Linked DNA regions of Homo sapiens: regions 1 and 3 are each linked to region 2. The links are chromatin loops, found by intact Hi-C in ENCODE. Cell type or tissue: A673. All regions are shown on one strand.

Region 1 (8,000 bases), 500 kb before region 2:
ATACTGAGTTGTGACTTTTCTGTAAGCAAATAAAATGGGAGATAAAACGAGTGGATTGTCCTAGTTCACAAAGCAAGCAGGATTCAAACACACTTCAGCCTTACATTTGAGTAGTAGGTGCTGTTTTTATGTGATTGTTTTTCAAAATTGTTTATCATTTATAAAATCTAGGCAAGGAAGTTTTGAATTTAATGCATGAAACCACAAATTCTCTAAATTAACCTTTATAACCATATTATAAATTAAAAGTAGATATATGATAAATTTGAAAATGAACTCAATATCAGAGATTATAAAAGTAGCTGAATACAGCCTGAATATATGTTTAAATATATATTTATTTTAGTCTACAGTGTTTTTCATTTGAATTAGTTGCCAACATTTAAAGTTTAAGAGATTTCTCATAAATATCCAGGTTATAGTATTCTCTTGAAATTTTGGAATCAAAATTCTCACATGTCAACAACCCTCTTGGCTTGAACTGAGTGGTCCCTGCCACCTTGAGGAGGGACAAATATTTTCCCATTTTCCACTGTCCTCACCAGTCACATATCACCTGCCCGACCCTCATCCAGTATTCAAATTTACAACTCCTGCTTTAGATATTAACTTTCAAAAATTTTTATAATCCCTCAGTACTTAATTTAAAACTGTGTAACTTGTCTTTTTACAACCTGTTATATATTTTTAAATCTATCATTTGGCTTTTATCTTCTTATTTGATTTTTGCAAGTTATAATACCTCCCCACCTCACTTAAACTGATATGCAGTGGTTGCATCAATAAGAAGTTTCTGTTCATCTCATTGTTCTGATGCCTCTTTTGTCTACAGGTCGGTGAAATTACCTCTAGAAGATGGGTCATTTTTTAATGAAACGGATGTCGTTTTCCCCCAGTCGTTGCCGAAAGATCTCATCTATGGTCCCGTGCTGCCACTGTCAGCCATTGCCGGGCTGGTAGGCAAAGAGGCAGAGACTTTCCGGGTAATTACCTGGCACCTCTTCCTGTTTGCCTAATGGGTTGAGGTCTAGGAAGCCTGATCTCATTTGATTGGCATAACCATCCCTTGAGAAATGCAGGATACAGAGGATCATCTTGGTTTTTAATATAGATTAGCCACAGAGACTGTGAGAGATGAAGACTCTGGAGTTTTGAGTTTGGATGACTGGGATGATGACGGCATTGCTAACAGAGACAGGGGGCCCAGGTGTGATTTCCATTTTGGGCATACTCAATTTGGGGTGCAGGGAAGACACCTAGGTGGAGATGCTGGGCAGAAGTTGGGAAAGTGGACCTAGTGTTAGGGAGGAGAGGTGGGACTGTCAGTGTCATTCTCACAGATAGGACGGTGGGAGCACTGAGGGGATGTGATGAGCAAAGAGAGAAAGGGTGCAAGGGAAGAAAAGAGAGCCAGAGCCAGCTGACTGCTGAACTCAGGGGCGAAAGGAATTCTGAGAAGGCGCAGTCACAGAAGTAGGAGCAAACCCGGGAGGGAGGAACAAGGCCGTAGGAAACAGCAGAAGAAAGTTTCAAAAGGGAGTTTGCCAGGTGTTACACACCCATTCATTCATTCATTCATTCAACAGAGATTTATCAAGTTTCTTCTATGGAGCAGACACTGTTTTAAGCAATGGGATTCGCATGGTGGCCAAGCAGGCTCCATGTAATTCTCATGGAGCTTACATTCTTGTCAGGGAGACAGAACTACAACAACAAAAGTAAAGAGTATTGTTCTTTTGTAATAATTATCACATTTTGCAATGATATATTGAATCATTACAAAATGTGGTAATTATTACAACAGAATAAATGGAGACAGGGCAGCAAGGATGGGATGGGCTGGTTAAGGAAGGCCTCTGGGGAGATGACACTTAAGCTAAGATTTGAAGGACAAGGAGGCATTACTCATGTTACAAGCAGGATAAAGAGTGTTTCCTTTGGGAGGCCGAGACGGGTGGATCACGAGGTCAGGAGATCGAGATCATCCTGGTTAACACAGTGAAACCCCGTCTCTACTAAAAATACAAAAAAATTAGCCGGGCATGGTGGCGGACGCCTGTAATCCCAGCTACTTGGGAGGCTGAGGCAGGAGAATGGTGAGAACCCGGGAGGCAGAACTTGCAGTGAGTCGAGATCACGCCACTGCACTCCAGCCTGGGCGACAGAGCGAGACTCCGTCTCAAAAAAAAAAAAAAAAAAAAAAAAAGAGTGTTTCACGTGGAAGGACCTGCATGTGCAAGGCCCTAAGGGAAAAAGAGAACTTGGTATGTGTAAGGAACTGAGAAAAGATGCATATGGCTGGAGCATGATAAATGAAGTGGAAGTGAGGTGTGGGGTGCTATTCAAGAGACAGGCAGGGAACAGAGGGCAGCACCTGCAAGACCTTTGGGATGAAGGGAGAAGCTCCACTTTTTTGGCCCTCTTGAACCTGCTATGCTTTACCCTTGTGTTAAAAATTAGCTGGGCATGATGGCAGATGCCTGCAATCCCAGCTACTCGGGAGGCTGAGGTGGGAGAATCACTTGAAGCCGGGAGGCGGAGGTTGCAGTGAGCCAAGATTGCACCATTGCACTCCAGCCTGGGTGACAGCGAGACTCCGTCTCAAAAACTAAACTAAGCTAAACTAAAATAAAAATAATTCAGTGTGAAGATTAGTTCATTCAAAAATCTCTGTGGCAAGCAAGAGAAAGGGTTACATGCCCTTAATATTTCCTCTAATGAATGTCAATGATTCACCTTTTTAAATTATGGAAAGAGATTATAGTCAATCTCCTGCATTCGTGGGTTCCACTTCTGTGTATTCAACCCACTGCAGATCAAAAATATTCAGAAAAAAGTTGTATGGTTGCATCTGTACTGAATATATACACACTTTTATTTCTTCTCGTTATTTCCTAAACAATATAGTATAACAACTATTTATAAAACATTTACATTGTATTAGGTATTATAAGTAACCTAGAGATGACTTAAAAGTATATGGGAGAAAAAATAAAATAAAATAATTAAAAATAAAGAAAAAATTTACAGGGGGATGTATGTAGGTTATATGGAAATACTATGCCATTTTATGTAAGGAACTGGAGCATCCACAGATTTTGGTATCAGTGGGGGGTCCTGGAACCCATCCCCTGTGGATACTGTAGTTCCTTTTATAGCACAGGTCTCAGCCTTGGAGATATAACTGCATTCAGCCACAGTGGGGCAGCAAAGGAAGAACAAAGAGATCAGCCATCAAGGTTTGCAACTCAAATTTTTCTATGTTTAGTATTTGGTGCCAGAGCCCCTAAATTTCTACTCTCTCAAATTGGGTTTTTCTGGGCAGAAAATATGTGTAGGAGCCCTTATATTTCACATTTTGTACAAACATAACGAACTCTGCATAAAACATTTAAAATTCAGGCAATTGTCCTTGTCATTTGAGAAATGCTATGAAATGCCTTCTTTAAATACTCAAATGTGGAGTTATTATTTTAAAATGCTCATAATAGACATCTTTATTTTAAAACCTTTTTTATTTGTATAAATTTAAGGGGTACGCCTGCAGTTTTGCTATGTGGATATATTGTCTGGGCAGACATCTTTATTTCCTAGGACTTGTGCACTCAGTGTATTTTAAATTTTTCTGAAAGCAGAAATGTAATATTATAGTTTGACAACCCTAAATCATTCATGGATTATTAATAAAGCCATATATTTTGTATTTAAGTTAGACATTTTCCCAGTAGTTTACTTTTTCATTTTGTAGCAAAATAAAGTGAGGAAAATGTTTAAAACATTAATTAATGTCTGTACAATGAGTGAAAGCATAACCAAAAATAGATCTCAAATGTCTTGATTCTATTCCCTCCTTCAATGTCATTTCTTGTGACCTGGGTACCAATGGCAAGGGAATCAATAATGACTCGATCTGTATAAGGTCTTAAAAATGGATAAGTTGTGGACTTTTAAAAAATTACAAACATCAAATAATCCCATTATCTATTCATAGCTAATGCCAGAAGGGTACATTACAGGACTTTAAATAGCCCTGAGTCACATTACACAACTTATTTAGGGCGTTAGAAATGTATCCAGTTTTAAGTCGTAGCATGGGGGAAATCAAAGGCAGATGTTATCTGGGCAGAAATTGGATCCAAGATCATGAACTTAATCTCAAGTGTCTAATTTCTATTTTCCATCTACCTTTTTAATTTTTTCAAACAGATGTTGCTAAATAGGAATCTCTTTTAGAGACTCAAATATTTTGAAATATATATGGATTTTTACATTTTCTAAAGCAGGATTAAATTGGACTGCAATTTTTCATGTTTTGTCATCATGTGATCAAAATGATTTCTGATTCTAGAGGACTGAAAAAGGAGATGATATTATCAACAAACATTTCTAAACACTACTGGTACCCTTTATTTTTAAATATCTCAGAATTATAAACTATTGTTTCTGCTTACATAATCCATATACTCACATTCATTTTTAAATGTCATCAAATATATTTATTGATGAAAAAGTAATAGGAAGACAAGCCCAGGTTTGTCTTAAAGAAAAAAAAGCCACATACAATACTAGTTTAACATACCAAGGCCAGAAAATTTCAAATTTTAATCTTCACATTTTGTTTTATACACACAGATTCACTGGTATTGTGCAAATGAGAGACATGGTGTTTTGTTGTTGTTTTGTTTAAGATTTTGATCCTATTGTCATTTCAGTTAAGTCTGTCTTTGTGATTTATAGTTTAAGGTTAGATGTCATAAAAAAAACTCAGGAAACTTTTCAATAATGGTGATAACGGTGAATAACTCTCTTCCTTATGAGTCAAATCTCAATCAGACACCACAGAAGTGTCACTATTCAGCAGCAGTTTAATTTTTTGGAGTGGGAAAGGTGGTTTGCCTTTTTCTTGATCCACTGGGTGACCAGATTGTTACCCAACTATTTATTTTCTAACTATCTAAGGCTATGAGGGCATGAAAGGTACAAATAATAAATTAAAGTCAGTCTGTCCTTAAAAAAAATTATTATGATGAATGCTCAATGTTCCTATGTTTTCTGCGTCTATGGGGTTAAGTATGGTTCCTTTTTGTCAGTTGTTCTGGTGAGTATTTCTCAGGCTTTTAGCCGTGATTGTTTTCTTAACACAAGGTTTTATTCTCTCCCTGAAGCCGAAAGATGATCTATATCCTTTGCTTCACCCGACTATGCATTGCTGGACTCCAACAAGTGACTTGTACATTGGCTGTGAAGAGGGTCATCTTTTAATGATTAATGGAGACACCTTGCAAGTGACTGTACTTAATAAGATAGAAGAGGAATCGCCATTGGGTAAGAAACTGTCCTACTTCATATTCCTGTATAGCCATGGGTGTTGGTTTTTTTGGTTTTCCCTATTTTTCTCTTTCTTGGAGACATCTTTGAATCCTCCTTCTTCTTAATCCTCTGGCTGTTACTGTGCTGTTGGCATTCTACCATCACTTTATATGCATATTTCATGTAATCCTCAGAACAACATTATGAGGAGAGACACCTTAATCTCCACGATACAGAAGAGATATGTTAGGAAACATGGCCCAGTCCACGTAAACTGTGGAGCTGACACCTGAACCCAGGCAATAATACCTCAGAGTCCAAGTTCTTGGCTACTGTGCTGTATCCTTTTCTATACATATGCCCATTCTGCTTAGTCTGCTAATCATACCCTTTCCTGCCCCCACCCCAACCCTTTTCTCCAGGCTGATCATCTGTTAAGCCCAAAAGCCATCTTGAAAATTACCTTTCTATTGCTCGGTTAGAGGTGTTGTTTTTTTGGTTTTTTTTTAGACAGAGTCTCATTCTGTCACCCAGGCTAGGATGCAGTGGTGCAATCTTGGCTCACTGCAACCTCCGCCTCCTGGGTTCAAGCGATCTCGTGTCTCAGCCTCCCAGGTACCTGGAATTATAGGCACACACTACCACGCCTGGCTAATTTTTGTATTTTTAGTAGAGATGGGGTTTCGTCATGTTGGCCCGGCTGATCTTGAACTCCTGACCTCAAGTGATCTGCCTGCCTTGGCCTCCCAAAGTGCTGGGATTACAGGCAGGAGCCACCACACCCTGCCATATTGCTCAGCTAGAATTTGAAAGATAACCTGATCTATTCTGCCCTAGATATAGTGTCTATTCCTGACCCTATCAGCTGTGGCCATGGTTGGGCCTGGGCCACAGGAGCCACTGTCCACTCATTGAGCAGTAGATGTAGACCCTGGGAGGAGGGGGCCTTGCCAAGACAAGCTCCTCAAACCTGTCCAAAGCACTCTCTATTTCAATTGCTCTTACTATTTCACACCTTGATTTCTGTAACAACTTTAGGATGGACTTCACTGACCTTAATCTACATCTGACCCAATCTATGCAGTTTATCTCTGTCAAATTGCCTCTTTGAAGGCCACTTTTAACACCCAGCTCAAGAACTGCTCTGCCTTGATTTCACGCTCTCCCTAATCTGATCCTACCTACTCCATTAATATTATTTCCAACTATGCCCTGGTATGAGTTTTCTGAGCCAGTCATTTATTTTCACCATTTCACAGACATGCCTCTAGCCCATTCCCTTGGCACTTACTGTCTCTGAATCTGCCAATGCCCAGCTCAAATACCACCCCCTCCAGCAAGTTTTCCCCATTGCATTGTCCCTCATCTGCCTTTTTTCCTATTCTCTGACTCACTTTCCCTGTAAAACTGAGGCCATGAGGTTTCACTTCCCTCCCAACTCCCTTTCTCTCTTCCCTTTACTCCTACTATACCCTCCAGCCTTGCTCCTCTCTCTAATCTAGCATCTATGTTAGTTACATAGATCTGATGATAGAGAATTCAAAAACAACTTATAAGATTTACATCAGTAAAAGTAGCTTTTATTATTCATTGTTACATTGTACTTTTAATTACGTCACCTGCTTTACCTTGTTTTTCTTTTCCAGAAGACAGAAGAAATTTTATCAGTCCAGTAACCTTGGTATATCAGAAGGAGGGCGTGCTGGCTTCTGGAATTGTAATGTATTCTTTTTTTCAAATTAATTGGTTTAAAGAAAATTCACAATTCCCATTTGTTGCCATTTACTATTATGAGCCATATTTTAGGATGTCAGATCTGTCACATTATTAATTAAAATGGTTTCCTCTTTGGGTACTATTAAAAAGGATTTATTATGAATAGCTTCAAATCTATACAAAATAGAGGGGACGATATAATGAACTACCATATATTACTGCAAACAAACACAAATAGAATTTAAAAATCCATTGCCCTTCCGCAATGAAAAAATACCTAATATCTGTAACCCAATTCCATGCTCATTTCTACACTTAATGTATTAGCTTATCAGACACGAATTTGGAATCCTTTGTCTAAGCTGCAGCTTAGACTCTTGTGAATGCCCATTTAACTTACATGTATCATAATGTTATTGTTGATATTCGAATCAGTATTAATAGCCTCCATTTACTTGGTGCTTGCTTTGTGCCAGGCACCAAGCTAAGTACTTTACTTGTATTATCTTATAGGTCCTTACAACAACCTTATCAAATAGAAACTATTGACATCCTCCTTTTACAGACAAGGAATCTAATCTCACAGAGTTCACCAGCAAGTAATTGGAAGAGTTAGGGCTTGAACATAGGTGTATCAAACTCCAAAGTCTTTGCTGTCATTTATTAGAACTCAGCCTCAGTAAGTAATAAAAGGGGTCAGACCATATTTTTCTTTTTCTTTTCTTTTCTTTTTTTTTTTTTTTTTTTTTTTGAGACGGAGTCTCGCTCTGTCTCCCAGGCTGGAGTACAGTGGCGCGATCTCGGCTCACTGCAAGCTCCAACTCCTGGGTTCACGCCATTCTCCTGCCTCAGCCTCCCGAGTAGCTGGGACTACAGGTGCACACCACCACGCCCTGCTAATTATTGTATTTTTAGTAGAGACGGGGTTTCACCGTGTTATGCAGGATGGTCTTGATCTCCTGACCTCATGATCC
Region 2 (8,000 bases):
CTCTGTCTGTAGATTCCCAGGAGGATGCAGTTCTGGTGGGAGAAAGATCTGGCCGTAGGGCCCCAGGATCCACCTTTGCATCTCTGCAGCCTCCTGGCCCAGTGGCCACGCCCTCATTCTTTTCTTAGCTTGTCGCCAGCCTCCATGCTCTGCCCCATGGTTCCCTCCACCAGGAGCACCCTCCTCTCCTCCCCACTCGCTCTGGAACTGCATCCTACTCTGTCTCCAGACTCAGCTTGGGCCCCTCCTCCAGAAAGCCCTCCCTAGAGCTGGCAACCTGGCAGCCTTGGGATCTGTTTATGGATCTCTCCCCACCAAGGAACCCACATCTCTGGACCCCCAGGACCTGGCACCTAGTAAGTGTTGGGTGATTGCCCAACTGTGCCAAAATAAAGCCAGGCTATTTAATAGAGTTATACATTGAACTGCCCACCTCGGGGAGCAGAGCCAGGAGGATTCTCAACCTCTCCGGAGTCAGGGGGCCAGGGGTCAGAGACCAGCTCTGCCACTTGCCTCAGGCAAGTTGCAAGGCCCTTGTGTGCCTCAGTTTCCTTTATCTGTAGAGTGGGAATCGTTGCTGCCTCCAAAGGCAGTTGCGAGGATGATGCTTTAGCACACATAAAGTGCCAAACAAACCTGGCACGGTGTCAGCACTGCCAAGGCCAGTGTTTGCTGTCCCCATCATGGTGGGATGGGGACATCCCGGGTGGAAGCGCACAGCAGCAGCAGGCCCACATCACTTCCCTCCACATACATACACACGTTCTCCACTTCTGGAGATGCAAGGCTGCCTTTGCAGCCTCAGGGCTGAGGTTGCAGCCTTCTTGACCACTGCTGGCAGTCCAAGCCTGTGGGCAGGGTGGGCACACATGCCTTTGGTGCACCCATATCACAGAGGGGAAAACTGAGGCCAGGGCTGAGCTGATCTGCCCTGCTCTTGTCACTCACTTAGTATCTTTCTTCTTGGGCCTCTTACCAGCCCACTGGCCTTACCAGCCCACCTCTTACCCACGATGGGACACATAGTGGGCCCACACAGTGGGTAGACAGTCACCTCCCACTTCCTGCTCTCACCCTGGGCTTATCCCTTCGGCTTGTTTCTTCCTGCTGAAGCCAGCCATGATCCTGGTTAAATTCTTGACATTGCATGGGAGGAGCAGATAGCCCTGCTAAACTGGTTTCTGTTCTTCAGCCCAGGGCCACAGAGCCACCCTCTGTTGTACAGTAGAACAATGCCCCAATGTTCCGAGGGACCTGGGGTGAGAGGAGGATGGACTGAGGCCAGGCCAGAACCATCCCTGCCTCAGCCTGCCCATCAGGGGCCCCCAACACTCCCCATGGGGCAGAGTCCACCCCCAGTGTCCCTGCCTCCTGCGGGGAACCCCAGGGCAGGCCAAAAGGGGAGGCCATCCTGCGGGAGGCCTGCCCCAGCCAGAGCACAGGTTTGGGAACTGGGCCGGGCTGGTTAAGGTGGTGCAGGGGCTGGCTTAGGACACTGAGGGAGGCTGCCAGGGAAGGAGGGCCAGGGCAGAGGCAGATGCTGCTTGGGGCCTGGGGTGGGAGGAGGTCAGACTCAAGAAAACACTCTCCTCTGCATGACTTTCTCATCCTCCCCTCCCATTTATATTTTGGGGATGGTTGTTTCATCTTGGACTGCATGGTAAAATTGTGGGGAGTCCAGTGAGGGGGACAGAGGTTGTTGCTGCCATTTGCCTGGGAGAAGCAGAGCCCAGGAGGACAGATGAACTCTGCCAGCCCTGCTTCAGGGTTCCCGTAGGAAGACGAGGGGCAAGGTGGTGTGTGTGGCAGTGCAGCTGGAATAGCACTGAGAATGTGGGGTGTCTCCTCCAGGAGCCCCACATCCCCAATCCCAGTCGAATGCCAGGTCTGGCCTGTTCGGGAAGGCAGGGCGACTGCTCGGCTTATGTCTGGCTGCCAGCCTCTTGAGTTAGAGTCCAGGCTTCCCTGCTCACCAGCAGCATTGCTGTGGGTTGACTGCGTGGCCTTCCATTCTCTGTAAGTCACCCGGAGTCACTGCTCCGGCACTGGGGAGAATGAATTGGGATGATGCGTGTGGATCACAAACTGGGCACTGAGTCATACACCCTCCTACTCCCTTCCTTTTCCTAGGAGGCAAATGGAAGGTTGTGGACAGAGCCCTGGAACCTCTCCACAGCAGCCTCCCTTCACTCTGCAGGTAGTTACTGAGTGCCAGCTGTATGCCAGGGACCGCGTAGGCTAATCACCTCAAGGGTCAAAGCTGAAATTGTGAATTGAGTTAAATTAACTGCAGTGGCAACTGTGGGGACACCCAGCTCTGCCTGTGAGCTTGAATGGCTCACTTCTCCTCTTCCAGTCTGTTTCCCCATCTGTGCAAGGCCCCCGTGGTACATGTGGCAAAATGATTGTGAGGTTCAAGGGAGCAAATGCGTAGAAAATGCCCCTATGTACTTAACCCATCACAAAAGCTCAGGAAATGGGATTTTCTGTTTTTCTTCTCCTTTCCTCCATTAGCCCAGGCCTGGGTACAGAGCAGCCACCCCAAAAAGGCTGGGGGAATGGAATTGGGTTGGCCGAGCTGAAGGTGAGAGCTGGGAGAGGAGCATCTCACCGCATCCCTCTCTGCTCTGGGAGTCCTGGCCAGGGCTGGTGCTGCCTGTGGAGCGAGGCTGCCCCTACCACCCTGCAGGCTGTTGGAAACTCCAGGGCATCCCAAGTCCCTGTCTCTCCTGGGGGATTGGGGTAGAAAGTCCACCCACACATGCCTGGCTGCATTCTGGTCAGACACCTATCATCAAGATGGCTCTGTGTGCTCTGTAAAGCCCTGCCACCACCCATCTGGCCAGGGACGTGGGCCACACTGTCCTTGCAGCCCCCTGCCACTGGCTGCTGCACAAATAGCCTCTTTATGTTGATGGGCAGGAGGGCCAGCTGGACCTTGGAGCTGTGGGAGGCTGAGGGAGGGAACAGAACGTTAGATAAATAAACCTTGTCCATCCCCTGCCATGCCCCCTTCAACCTGGGTGGGCAGGTGGCAGGAAAATGCCCACAGGAAGCTGTGTCCAACCCACTTGAAAGGGGCATTGGCCGTGGGGAACAAGGACTTCTGCAGGCTCAGCTGTCATGCTGGGTCGGCGAGCTGGAGGGAAGCAGATTCAAACACCCCCAGTCCAGCCCAGCTCATAGCGCACACGCCTGGGAGGCCCATGTCCAGGGAGAGAAGATGACTCTGTTTTCAGGCCTGGCACAGGATTTTCTTCAGGGTGGGGAGGAAGGTGGCAGGGAAGGGTATCCTGGTGCAGGAGTGTGTGGGGGTAGACTGGGTCCCCCATTAATTTCTTGGGCTTGTGCATTCTATGTTCTCTGAAACCTCAAGACCCCCATGTGCCCACTCTCTTACCCCCAAGGAAGGCCTACAGAGCCCTTTGGAGCCTCTGGCGGAAGGGGTAAGCCCTGGAAGAGCGCTGAGGCCTGCTTTGCTGTTATGTTGTGTTCAAGGTGGGTCTTGGTTCCCCTGTGGTTATCACTACCCTCCATGTTCCTAGTCCCTGGGTAGTTACCCCTCCATGGGGAGTTTAAGGCAGAACTGAACCTAGAACCTGGGTCTTCGGCCACTGGGACCAGCCTTCCTCTGTTGCATTCTTGTGGGAGGCGTGTGTTCATGCAAGTGTTTCTAGATCATCTCTATGTGAGGCCCGGGACTTCAGAAGTAGCTCAGTCCCCACTCTCGGGGCCCTGGTGGTCTAAGGGGGAGGATAGCATGGCATGGGCCTGGCTTGCTTCCACAGGAGGCAGCAGACCATTATAGGCTCTGGCAAACCCTGGCTCCTCCCCCACCTGCTGTGTGGCCTGGGAATTATTTAAACTCCCAAAACCTCAATGTCCTTGCCTATAAAACAGGGCTTATAACAGCTGCTGATAATGGGGAAGACAGAAAAAGAACAACTGATTGTAATAGGTGCAGGGCCTTGCGCAGCAACAAACCAGCCTGCTGAGGTGGTCAGGAAGGCCTCCCTGAGGAGGTGGCATTCAGGCTGAGACTAAAGCAAGAGCTCACTACTCAAGGAGAGTGGCAGAGGAGGGCATCCAGGCCAGAGGGAGTCCCTGAGATTGTGTTTCAAGGATTGAAAGAAATTTCATCTTCCGTGAGAGTAAGGGATTTTTGGCTAGGGCTAGGCCAAGAAGAGATAGGCCTGAGGCAGTCATTAACAATCGCTACACTTCAGCATCAGGTAAATGGGCAGAACCTAGGGGTCTCTGGGCTATCTCCTGGCTCTGACATTCTGAGGTCCTAGCAGAACCAGTTGGCTATTGCAGTGGTCCAAGCATGCAACAGTCAGGATCTAGAGAGGGGCTGGATGGCTGTGGGAATGGGAGATATTCATAGACATAGTCCGAGATGAAAGGGACAAGCATCCAGAGACCTTGTGACTCCTTCCCCTTCACAGGCTCTGTAAGTTGGATCTTGAGGGTGGTTGGAGTTTGGGCACGTCTGTAACTTTGGGTCACTTTGAAGCCCTCGGTTCATGAGATACATGTGTATCTGGCTCCACCCCATGGCCATATCGGATATTACAGCTCCCAGCGTCTGGCTGATGCTGTACTAAAGCCGTGCTGGACCCTTGAGCATGGTTTATCTTGTTTGAGCATCCGTACAATCCAGGGAGGCCCATGCTCCTTTCTGCAGATGAGGGACCTTAGGCTGAGACTGGTTGACTTACCTCTCAGCTAGGAAGTGTCAGAGGCTGGACTCATGCCATTGCCCTTCAGCTCCAAGTCCACACCCCACACGGGGGTGAGCTGAGGATGAAGTGAGAAGCACCTGACCCTTGGCTGGGGCAACTAGCTCCAAATTTCAGGATGGGACCCTTCATCAGACAGAAGGGCAGAATAACTGCATCAGGACGCCATGGTTGCCATGGTCACCACGGGGGCTGAAGGTAGAGTTGAAGGCATGTGCCACATTTGGGATCTTTTAAGGGGAACCCAGGTTTCCTGCTGGGCCACATCCCTGAAAAGGTACAAGGTTTGCTGAGACTGCCAAGTCTGGTCCAGGCCCCCCAGGGCAGCCTGTTGAGACCCTTCCCCCAGCCTCAGGAGCTCCAAGGAGGGGCTTCCTATCCCAGGAGGGTTCAGGCCTCTGAGGAGGGGTGCTGCCTGGCTGGTACAGGCTCCTCTGATGGAACAGACACAGGGAAACCGGTTCTAGAAGCACTCAGAAAACCAGGTTTCCCGCTCCCAAACCACAGACTGAGCCCTTGGCTTCCCACACCCTCTCTCATGAATGGCCCATTTGGTCATGGGTCCAGAGGGCACGCAGATGGCTACGTGCAAAACCCCACCCAGGACATGTGGCCCGGAGCATGGCTCAGTGGTCAGAGCCAGAGGGAGAGTTTCCCCCAGACAGCTTTACTGAGGTATAATTTACATGCTATAATATGTACTTGTTTTAAGTGTACAATTAATTCATTGATTACTAATACTTTTACAGTTGTGCAACCATCACCACAATCCAATTTTAGAGCAGTTCCATCTCCCTTAAAAGATCCCAGAGGGAGGTTTTGGGGTTATTTTCTTTCCTTTTTTTTTTTTTAATTTTGAGACAGGGTTTCTCTCCATTGCCCAGGCTGGAGCTCAGTGGCACAATCGTGGCTCACTGCAGCCTTGACGTCCCAGGCCACCTCAGCCCCCAAGTAGCTGGGACTGCAGGCACACACCACCATGGCAGGATAATTTTTTTATTTTTATTTTTTGTAGAGACGGGGTCTGGCTCTGTTGCCCCTGCTAGTCGCAAATTCTTGGCTTCAAACGATCCTCCCGCCTCGGCTTCCCAACGTGCCAGGATTAGAGGTGTGAGCTGCCATGCCTGGCCACCAGAGGGACATTTTATATTCTTCCAAACTCCAGGTTTTGGAGACCTGTTGGTATCCCTTCCCTCTGCTCCTGTGTGAGGGGAGGACATGCCTGTTCCCAGGGACTGAGTCTCTGCCCCACTTGCTGCTGCTGTCATTTCTGGGCCCTCTGGTAGTTCCAGCTGCTACGCTGCCCTTGCACAGATTGCTCAGTAGCCCGGGGACGAGGTCTGCCTGGCCCTCCCGGTGCAGCTCTGAGGTGGACTAACCACTGAGTTGGCGCCCAGGGTGAAGGGGGAGGGTGTTCATCTCAGTGGGCACGTTCCCTGCGTATTGATTCCAGTGGCCCAGCTGGGTGTTCACTTTGAACTTCATCCCCAACCCCAGGTAGTTACGTGCCCCAGGTCAGTGGGAAGGCCACCTCAAATGCAATGCTTACTTCCCCCCAAACTTCTTAGAAGGCCAGTAGGTGCAGGCAACAGGCCAAGAGGCTGCACCACAATGATGCCCAACTTTCTACCCAGGGAAATTCCAGGTGTTCTGGCAGCTCAGCTGTTTAGCAGAAAGTGCATGAGGAGCTGATTATCAGCTTGGCTTTTTATAATCATTTTTCCCTCTTGGGATGCTCCTGGGAAGGAAGGTGGCAGAGCTGTTAAGGGAGGTGGCCTTGGACTCACAGGTGTAACTTCAGATCCTGGTTCAGCCCCCCACCAGCTATGTGCCAGGTGGGGCAACCGTTTTTTATTATTATTTTTAGAGACAAGGTCTCTGTCTCTCTCCCAGTCCTGGAGTGCAGTGGCACCATCACAGCTCACTGTAGCTTCAAACTGCTGGGCTCAAGCAATCCTCCTGCCTCAGCCTCCCGAGTAACTAGGACTACTGGCACATGCCACCGTGCCCCACTATTTTTTAAATTTTTTGTAGACATTGGGTCTTGCTATGTTGTTGAGGCTGGTCTTGAACTCCTGGACTCAAGCCATCCTCCTGCCTTGGCCTCCCAGGCAATCTTTTAACCCCACCTAAACTCACCACTTACTCACCACACCTGGGCCTGCCATCCCCACCTCTCACCCCAATACTGGGACGTCTCACTTGTGGCATATACCACAGAGGTAATTAAATCCTTAACATCCGGCTTCCCTGAGAGGCTGCACACACCCTGAGGGCCGGGACATTACTGCCAGGCATCTACCATATCCCTCGTGCTAGCTGAAGGATGGACACAGTAAATGCAATAAATGGAGAGGATGACTGTCTGTGGGCCTTATGTTCCCCCAGGAGTAAAATAGGGACCATAGAAGTGGCAGCATAGGGTTACTATGAGGTCTAGAAAGCTAATAATAGCTCAATTACTGTATCTCACCATGTGATGACATTCTTCTAAGCGATTTACATTTTTTAAATTATTATTATTTTTTGAGATGGGGTCTCACTCTGTCACCCAGGTTGGAGTGCAATGGTGCGATCTCGACTCACTGCAACCTTCACCTCCCAGGCTCAAGCGATTCTCCTGCCTCAGCCTCCCAACTACAGGTGATGCCCAGCTAATTTTTTGTATTTTTGGCAAAGGCAGGGTTTTGCTATGTTGCCCAGGCTGGTCTCAAACTCCCGAGCTCAGGTGATCCACCCACCTTGGCCTCCCAAAGTGCTGGGATTACAGGTGTGAGCTACTGTGCCCAGAGGACTTTTTTTTTTTTTGAGATGGAGTCTTGCTCTGTCACCCAGGCTGGAGTGCAGTGGCATGATCTCAGCTCACTGCAACCTCCGCCTCCCGGGTCCAAGTGACTCTCCTGCCTCAGCCTCCCAAGTAGCTGGGATTACAGGTGTCCACCCCCATGCTCATATTTTTAGTAGAGACAAGGTTTTGCCATGTTGGTCACACTGGTCTCGAACTCCTGACCTCAGGTGATCCACCCACCTTGGCTTCCCAAAGTGCTGGGATTATAGGCATGAGCCACCTTGCCCGGCCAGCCTACATGTTTTAATTCTCTAATTTTTGCATCCATCCTATGAAGTGGGTATAGTTGTCATTTCCCCCTAGTTTGCAGATTAAGCCACTGAAGCACAGAGAGGTCATGTGACTTGCAACGCCAATAACTGGCAAATATGGGCTAGAACCTCTTACCTATCCTACCCCTCAATGAAGCT
Region 3 (8,000 bases), 82 kb before region 2:
GGCACTGGGGGCACATTCCCTGGGACCGGTTACTGGCTGTCACCACGTAACTCCGGACAGGCTCCTTCACTTCTCTAGGCTTGCTTTTCTCATCTGTAGTGTGAAGGTTCAAATTGCCTGCCCGGTAGGGTTGTTAGGAGGAATGAATGAGTGAATCCACGTTTCTCCCAACACTTAGTTGCCTAGTGAGTTGCCTGGTGTTAGCAGGTTGCAGGGATGTTGGGCTGCATGGCTGGGGGGCGTCTAGGGGCTGGAGACCCACTCACTGATGTTGCTTTGTGGCTTCCCTCACTTGGCGTCACTCTGTGGTGAGCTCCCTGTGCCCAGTCCCTGCCGGCGTATTCAGAGCCAGGTAGGCCTCAGGCTCCTCTCTGAAGCTGTCCTCTGGGGCAGGGTGGGAGCCCGCTGGGAGCTGGGGTGTGGCCCAGGGGCAGCTCTCAGAAATGTTTTGCTCCTTTCCTTTTTGGCTGACTCTGAGAGTCCCAGGCTCACCAGGCCCACCTCCAAGGAGCTGCTCCCCGGGTTTCACCAACTCGTGGTTCTAAGCCTCCTGGGGGCCACAGACCCCTCTGTGAATCTGATGGAAGCCCTCTCCCCAGGAAAAGAGTGGATACATACAATTTTACTTGCAGTGGCAAGTGTTCACAGACCCCCTGTGGACCCCCAGTGAAGAACTAGCGAGGTGCGATGGTGTGCCTGTAGTTCCAGCTATTCAGGAGGCTGAGGTGGGACGATCACTTGAGCCTAGCAGGTCGTGGCTGCAGTGAGCTATGATTGCACCACTGCACTCCAGCCTGGGTGACAGAGTGAGACCCTGTCTCAAAAAAACAAAAAGAACTGCTGAGCTAAACCAGTTTAGGTCGTGAAGCATACATTCACACCCGGTACTACTTGGGCAGCACTTGGGGGTCTATTCAGATAACAACAGGAGGCCTGGACACCCCTTTGACCCCTTTGATAGACCCTTGGTTCCCCCCTGTACAAGTTGGTTCCCTGCACCCCAGCGTGGGTCTCCCCGTACTTCCCCTCCCTTATGTCTCCCTCTTCAGATGTTTTCCTTTGTTCCCGAAGGCCAGGCACCCACGAGGCGGCCTCGGGTTCCCACCTGTGTCACACAGCCCGGGAACCACGTGCAAAGCGATCCCAAGCGGTCGCTGACCCTCTCTGGTCATGAGTTGAGGGCCATACAGATCCAGTTTCATTCGGAACAGCACATGGACCCTCTGTTTCTCCCTCTGGGAGCACACAGGGAGATGGACACTTGCACCCTGCCCTTCACACTCTGCAGCCATGAGGCCAGGAAGCACTTGAAGGGTGCTCTGTCATCTGAACAGAAACCCCACACTCTTTGGTTTTTCCATTTCTCTCCACAGTAGCTTCCACATCAGCACAGCCCTTCCCCACCCCCTCACCCCCACACTCCCCACCCCCTCCCAGATTCTAAGATCTGAAGCAGAACATTTCTCTGGTTATTATCTTCAAAGCTCCTGCCTGGACCTAACTGCCCTGCATGTGAAGCCCTGCATGTAGATCCTTGGAAATGAACAGTCTCAGGCACACACCAGCCCTGAGAACAGCAAGCAGGAGGGAGCCAAGAGCCTGAGGCTTGTCCTTGGAGAAGGTTCCTTGTCCCTTTGGGGTGACTCATGGCATTAAGGACAGGGTACTTAGAACTCTGATGGTGCATTGAGGAGCTGTTCACCGGAAATGGGGAAAGTCAGAGGGTTGGGAGAGATGGAGAGAACCTCCCCCCGCCACCGATCACCTGGTAACTGCTCATTCCACGCTTTCTGAAGCCTTAGGACCGTGCAGAGCAGAGCCATTTATCTCAGCGTCCCCTTCCCATCCCACCACCCACCTTCTTCTCTCACAGCTTACCTGCTACCTGTGAGGTCTTGGATTAGGGTTGCCAGATAAATATGAGATGTCCAATTAAATTTACATTTCAGATAAACAGCAAATGCTTTTTTAAGAATAAGTGTGGGCACTGGGCGTGGTGGTTCATGCCTGTAATCCCAGCACCTTGAGAGGCCAAGATGGGAGGATTGCTGGAGTTCAGTAGTTCAAGACCAGCCTGGGCAATGCGGCAAGATCCCGTCTCTACAAAAAATAAAAAAAATTAGCCGAGTGTGGTGGCATGTGCCTGTAGTTCCAGCTACTCAGGAGGCTGAGGCGGGATAATTGCTTGAGGCCGGGGAGGTCCAGGCTGCAGTGAGCTGTGATTGCGCCACTGCACTCCAGCCTGGGCAACAGAGTAACACCCTATCTCAAAAAAAAAAAAAAAAAAAAGATGTTCCAAACATTTCATGGCATATACTTACACTAAAAAACGTTATTTGTCGTTTATCTGAAATTCAAATTTAATTATGCATCCTGTATTTTCACTTGTTAAATCTGGGAGCCCCAGCCTGGCTGAGTGTGAGAGGCGAGGGTGGAAGTAGAAAGATGAGAGTCCAGGCTGGCTCCGGGTAAGAGTGGATGGGCCTGTGCTGAGGCCCCCCAGGCAGCAGCTTTTGTACAGAGCAGAAGTGGCGCAGGCTGAGGAACACACTTTTGAGAAGGACAAGGTCTCTTCCTGCCAGGAGTCTACATCTCGTGAGGAAGGCAAACTTGGAAACAGTTAAGTCCACTGTAGATGAACTAAATACTAGATTGAGGTACAAGCAACATGCTATGAGATGAAGAGGAAGGAAAGAGCATTCTTGGGAGAGGGAACAAAGAAGATGCCCATATGGTCTCTCTCTCTCTCTTTTTTTTTTTTTTTACTTTTATTTATTTAGTTTTTAGAGACAGGGTCTCGCTGTGTCGCCCAGGCTGGAGTGCAGTGGTGTGATCATGGCTCACTGAAGCCTCAGCCTCCCAGGTTCAAGAGATCTTCCAGCCTGAGCCTCCCAAGTAGCTGGGATCACAGATGCATGCCACTATGACTAGCTAATTTTTTTTTTTATTTTTTGTAGAGACAGGGTCCCACTGTGTTGCCCAGGCTGGTCTCAAACTCCTGGGCTCAAGTATCCTTCCGCCTCGGTCTTCCAAAGTGTTGGGATTACAGGCATCAGCCACCACACCCGGCCCCCATATGGTCTTAATTAGTGACAGCAGCCTAGGGTGACATAGCCAAACACCCACACTCTAGTTTGGGGGGATTTGGTTGTTTTTTGAGAATTCTTATCAGGGTAAAATATGTCTCTGGTTTCCTTCCTTCCTTCCTTCCTTCCTGCCTTCCTTCCTTCCTTCCTTCCTTCCTTTTCCTCCCTCCCTCTCTCCCTCTCTCCCTCCCTTCCTTCTTTCCTTCTTCCCATCCTTCCAATATTAAGTGTCTGCCTTGTACATCCAGGCGGTGTGCCAGCTCTGGGACACATTGATGATCCAAAGCAGATCTGGTTCCTGCCTTTATGGGTCTCACAGCTTAGTGAGGGAAGACAGATTTTAGTTAAAAAACAAAGACAAACAATATTGTTTTACACCATTCCAGATGTAACAAAGGAAGGTGCCATAGACATATTATAGGGAAACCTTATACTCTGGGATCAGGGCAGGCTTCCTGAAGAAGTAAGTTTTATCTGACACATCAGTGAGTTATTTTATCTTATTTTACTTTTGAGATGAGAGACTCTTTTATGCTTCTAATGAAAGCCAAAGACTCTCTCCCCAGACAAGTGCATGAATGTGCACCTGTAATTCTAGTAACCTTTTTGGTTATCCATACCCTGCCTGAAATCCATCCATGAGCACCAGGATAACACCCTCTGCTCTTCTCCAGACCTTCTTCTCTCCCCATATCTCCTGCCACGAGCCTTCAGACCCAGACTCACACGCAGGGGCTGCCCACTTAGAACCCCCAGGTACGGAGGCTTTAAAGCTGTACTGTCCAACGCGGTGGCCACTAGCCACATGTGGCTATTTAAATTAAAGTTAATTAAAAATTTTTGAAATTAAATTTTAAAAATTAAATGAAATAAAAGTAAATGTTCAGTTCCTTGGTTGCACTTGCTAGATCACAAGTACTCAGTGGCGGCCGTGGCTAGTGGTTGTGTATTGGGCAGATATGGAACATTTCTATTATCACAGAAAATTCTATTAGACTGGTAGCTTAGACAACTTTGAACACACAACAGGCTTGAGCTGGCTTTCTGGCCACCCTACAGTGATCTGTCACCTCCCAGCCCCTTCCTGAGTTGCCCCCTGAAATCTTCTAGGGCCCTGGCAAGAAGAGGGAGATTATTCTCCTGCACAGTTTGCCCATCCTTAGGGCTTTTCAGCTCAGCGGCTATTCCAAACACTTCTTCTGGAAACCAGGTCAGGTTCCCGAGAGGGCTTCTAAGAGCCTTTCAGATGTGAAGTTAAGAACAGGGAAGAGGTGAGGCTCTTAGTCTCCAAGTGGAAATTGGTTTCTTCTAAAAATAACTCACCACTCAGCCCTATCTGACCAGGAAAAGGACCTGTCCCAGGGAAAGCTGACCAGGACAGGGCCTAACGTCGAGGCCCATTTGGTGATTAAGGGCCTGGGTTGCTTGGAGGTGCAGTTGAGGTGGGAGGAGGGGCGGCAGATGCCCTTTTCAGTTGCTTTCTCACGGGTGGCTGGACCACGTTTCCAGCCTTTGTCTATTTCCTTGCACAGCTCCTTCCTGGTCCCACTGAGGAGGGGCCGGAAGACTCTCTGAAGCCCTGGCTCCATGGACGGTTGTTTCACAACCTGACCTACAAAGCGCTGGGCTACAGTAATTGCTCTGCAAACACCGACTCCACCATGCTGCTATTGCTTTAGTCTGAACTCTGGCCAGCGAGTGCACAGGGTCAATATTTGATCAGAACTGGGAGAGGCCCTTTATTTTCCCCTGCACCGCTTGGAAGATAGAGTTAAGAGGGTTGTTCAGGTTTGCTCATTGGCTCTGAAGGACTTAACCTATTTTGACAAGCTTTTCTCTCTATTCCTTATTCATCTCTCCAGACTCTCCACCCATGCACCCCACCCTGGGGTCACACTCACTTTCCAGCTCCCCAACAGCCCACCTCATGATGGGTGGAAAAATTATAATTCCTGAATCACTAACAACCAGCCTTGGAATGAATGTGTATATGGGTGTGGGTGTGTACTGATGTCACTTACGGAGCTTTATGGGATCATTGCATTTTTAGAGTTAGAGGAGTTCTTATTCCAAGTGCCTCACTTTGCAGGTAACAAACTGTGTTAATTTTTCTATTCATTAAATTTATATAAGCTTTCATTTGGTTTAATATCCAAAGCAGGCCTCAGCTGAGATCAACCTGGGGTGATCCCAGTGTGTGCCAAGAACCAACCTGAAAGCAGAAAAGAGGAGGAAATGTCTCTTCCGCAGGCACTCTGCCTTTTAATCATTGAGGGAATTTGTTCGAGATTACTGACCCTAGACTAAAGCGATGAGGCCACAGCCTGGGGAGGTAACCTGCTAAGTTCTAAGAATGATCTTGTACCAAGGATTGCAGAGAGCTCCAGCACACCTGGTGTGGCAGTGCCAGCTCCAGAATGTGCTGAGCATGGGTCATTGTGAATGCTCACATGCCTTAGACAGAGGAGAACATCAGCCTTGACTGAGGTCATTCACTGGTCCCAGGCAGGCACAGACAGCCTCATGTTGTTTGCAATGGCAAAAATGGGAAACAGCCTAAAAGACCATCCATACAGAGTTGCTAAGTCAACTGTGATATTCTCACAGCACTTAGTACAGCAGTCAAAGCAAATGAGACTGATCCATGGGTGGATCTCCAAGAAACATTCTGAACAAACAATGCAAGTTTCAAAACAGTACTTATAGTATGATAATAATTATATAAAAAAAAACCCAAGAACAAGATTTATATTTTGCAGGTACATATCCAGCATATGAATGTAAATGTTTTTTAATCTAGAAGGCTGTACTCCAGATTGGTATCCGACTCATCTCTAGATGGGGGTTAGGGATATCAGTAGGAGGAAGGGCTTGATAAAGGGGGAACCTTATCTTAATGTTTTACTCTTTTAGAAAAGGAGAATGCATTCATATATTATTTGCAACATTAATATTGAATAGTTAAAGAGTCACCTATTGGGGGAGCTAGGGTTGGTGGGAAGTCAAAAATAAAATATGTCTTTCCTGGTCATTATGGTATAATGGGACAGAAAGCACAGGTGAAAAAAGTAAACATAAGAACATGTCTAACAAGGAGGACATGAAACTCATTATAAAAATCACATTACCTCATATTTCCTGGACCATCATTCTAGATCATTCCTGTGGAATGTAAACTGGTTAGATCCCATTACAACCAACCCCAGGGACCTGTCCAAATTATCTTGTCCAACTGGAATCTTGTATTCAGATATTACTCAAAATCTGCAAACTACATATTGAGGCAGGAAGCAGTTGGGTGGGGGTTCTTGTGTCATGACGAAACTGTACTCAGAGTTGTGTGTTGCTGGGGCACAGTGGCTAAGGGCATGTGCTCCAGGGCCAGGGCACTTGGGTTTCAAGACCAGCCCCAGCGCTTACTGTCTAAGCTTTGATGAGTGATTTAACCTCTCTGTGCTTGATTTCTCATCTGTATAATGGGTGTATAGTAATAACTGCCTCACTGGGTAACAGGAAAAATAAAATGACACAGTCCATATAAAGAAAGCCCTTAGGATAGGACTGGCACAGAGACGCCAGACAGGTAAGCTGAAATGTCACCAATTAGGCCCTCAGAAGCTTAAAACTCCAAAAAGCCAGAGAGCCCCACTCCATCTAGAGACAGAAGTTTCTTCCTGTGCCCCGTTAATGTAGACATCACTTTCACCAAATAGCTCGGCCTGCCTCCAGGGAAGAGAGGCAGAAGGCAGTGTTAAAGGTTTTCTAGATAAATGATTTTCACCTTCAAAGTTTAACTACAAACCTATTTCCCTTCCAACAATGCTGTTAGGAAAACATTGTTTTTTAAAAAGTAATTATTAGTTGACAGCTTTTCCTTGCTCCTGGAAAGAGGCATCTTTGATTCCTGAAGGAACACATAGGGGTTCCAGGGGAGCCTTGTGGGGCTTCCATCGGCTCTTGGGGATTCCCTGGCTGGCTCCGCTCCACCTGGGAGCTGGCTGGGCTCCAGCGCCCCTTTCAACTTGTGCCTGTGGCCTGAGTATGAACTCCAGCTTCCTCCTGCCTCTCCTGAGTTCCCCTTTGGCAGATCCTGTTAGCAGGTGAGGGAGTTGTGGAATATTGGGAGAGGAAGACCAGGGTGAACTGGCACCTCTGGGCAGGCTCAGGATGGGAAAGCCAGTTACCATTGAGTTTGAATCCTGGGGTTACCTGGGTCCGGCTGGAGGGTGTTGGGAAAAGTTTGGGTTGATCTTTTTTCCCCTTTAAGCAGATGGAGTTTGCAACTTCTCGTGCAGTTTCCCAACCTTGTGGGTTTAGGAAGACCCCTGTGCTTGTGGGGGCCTCTCAGGTCCAGAGCAACTCGGGACCTGGTTCCAAGCAGATGGAGAGAGGTACGGAAGGAAGGTGGTGGCAGCGGGGATAGAGCATCTAGGAGAGGTCTCTGCACATCTATGCATAAAGGGAAATAAGACCCAGAGGGCTGAGCTCAGGCCCTGAGAATCACCGCCTCGGGGCCTGCCCTCAGGAGAACTCTCCACCCAGCCAGAGCCTGTGGACATCAAGAGAGCTGGGGAACTTGTGTGACACTGAAGCCGCTGGGAGTTGTCAGATATGCACCGTGCTGTGGGTCTGTGTGGGAAATCACACCTTTCCTATACAGTTGAGGACTCGCTCTGTGAGCCTCATTTTGGATGGTTGTGTGCATTTGATCCAGGCCCAGGGTATTCACGGTGTTCACAGGGTGTTTGGCCAAATCCTATTCCTAATGGACTCAAGGCCCTGTCAGATCAGACCCTCATTTGTGCAGTAGAAAATCAAAAGCCATCTCCGCCCTTTGCTGCACCCCCAGCCTCTCCATGGGGTCAATGTGGGATTTTCATACAGCGGGGGAAGCTCTTTTGTAAACTGGGGAAA

The links. A loop is a pair of places that touch in the nucleus more often than their neighbours do. Peaks named below come from ENCODE experiments on the same cell type or tissue, not always from the same donor. Only the 100,000 strongest peaks of a DNase experiment are listed, where the experiment ranks them.
Region 1: it touches region 2 in a loop (5-fold over the local background); 18 of 110 quality-filtered maps call a loop at or near these places.
Region 3: a loop joins it to region 2, with 2.4 times the contacts of the local background. A loop is called at or near these places in 11 of 110 quality-filtered maps.

Annotation. Positions count from the first base shown.
Region 1 is chr10:104,204,990-104,212,989 of GRCh38, reverse strand. It overlaps CFAP43 (cilia and flagella associated protein 43), which reads left to right. Exons shown (of 38, transcript NM_025145.7): 5 at 833-983; 6 at 5,166-5,325; 7 at 6,960-7,027. Among named protein-coding and RNA genes, the nearest start is that of MIR609, 9.9 kb to the left of the region's middle. In A673, a CTCF peak has its summit at 3,192; a DNase peak (open chromatin) is centred at 3,189; H3K27me3 peaks cover 581 bases.
Region 2 is chr10:103,709,645-103,717,644 of GRCh38, reverse strand. The region is part of intron 5 of SH3PXD2A (SH3 and PX domains 2A); the gene reads left to right. Among named protein-coding and RNA genes, the nearest start is that of SH3PXD2A-AS1, 33 kb to the left of the region's middle. In A673, CTCF peaks have their summits at 4,566 and 5,848 (motif pointing right); a DNase peak (open chromatin) is centred at 4,534; H3K27ac peaks cover 1,959 bases.
Region 3 is chr10:103,791,149-103,799,148 of GRCh38, reverse strand. All of the region lies in intron 2 of SH3PXD2A (SH3 and PX domains 2A), which reads left to right. Among named protein-coding and RNA genes, the nearest start is that of SH3PXD2A-AS1, 48 kb to the right of the region's middle. In A673, no CTCF peak of the experiment used is centred here; DNase peaks (open chromatin) are centred at 3,078 and 3,308; H3K27ac peaks cover 7,273 bases.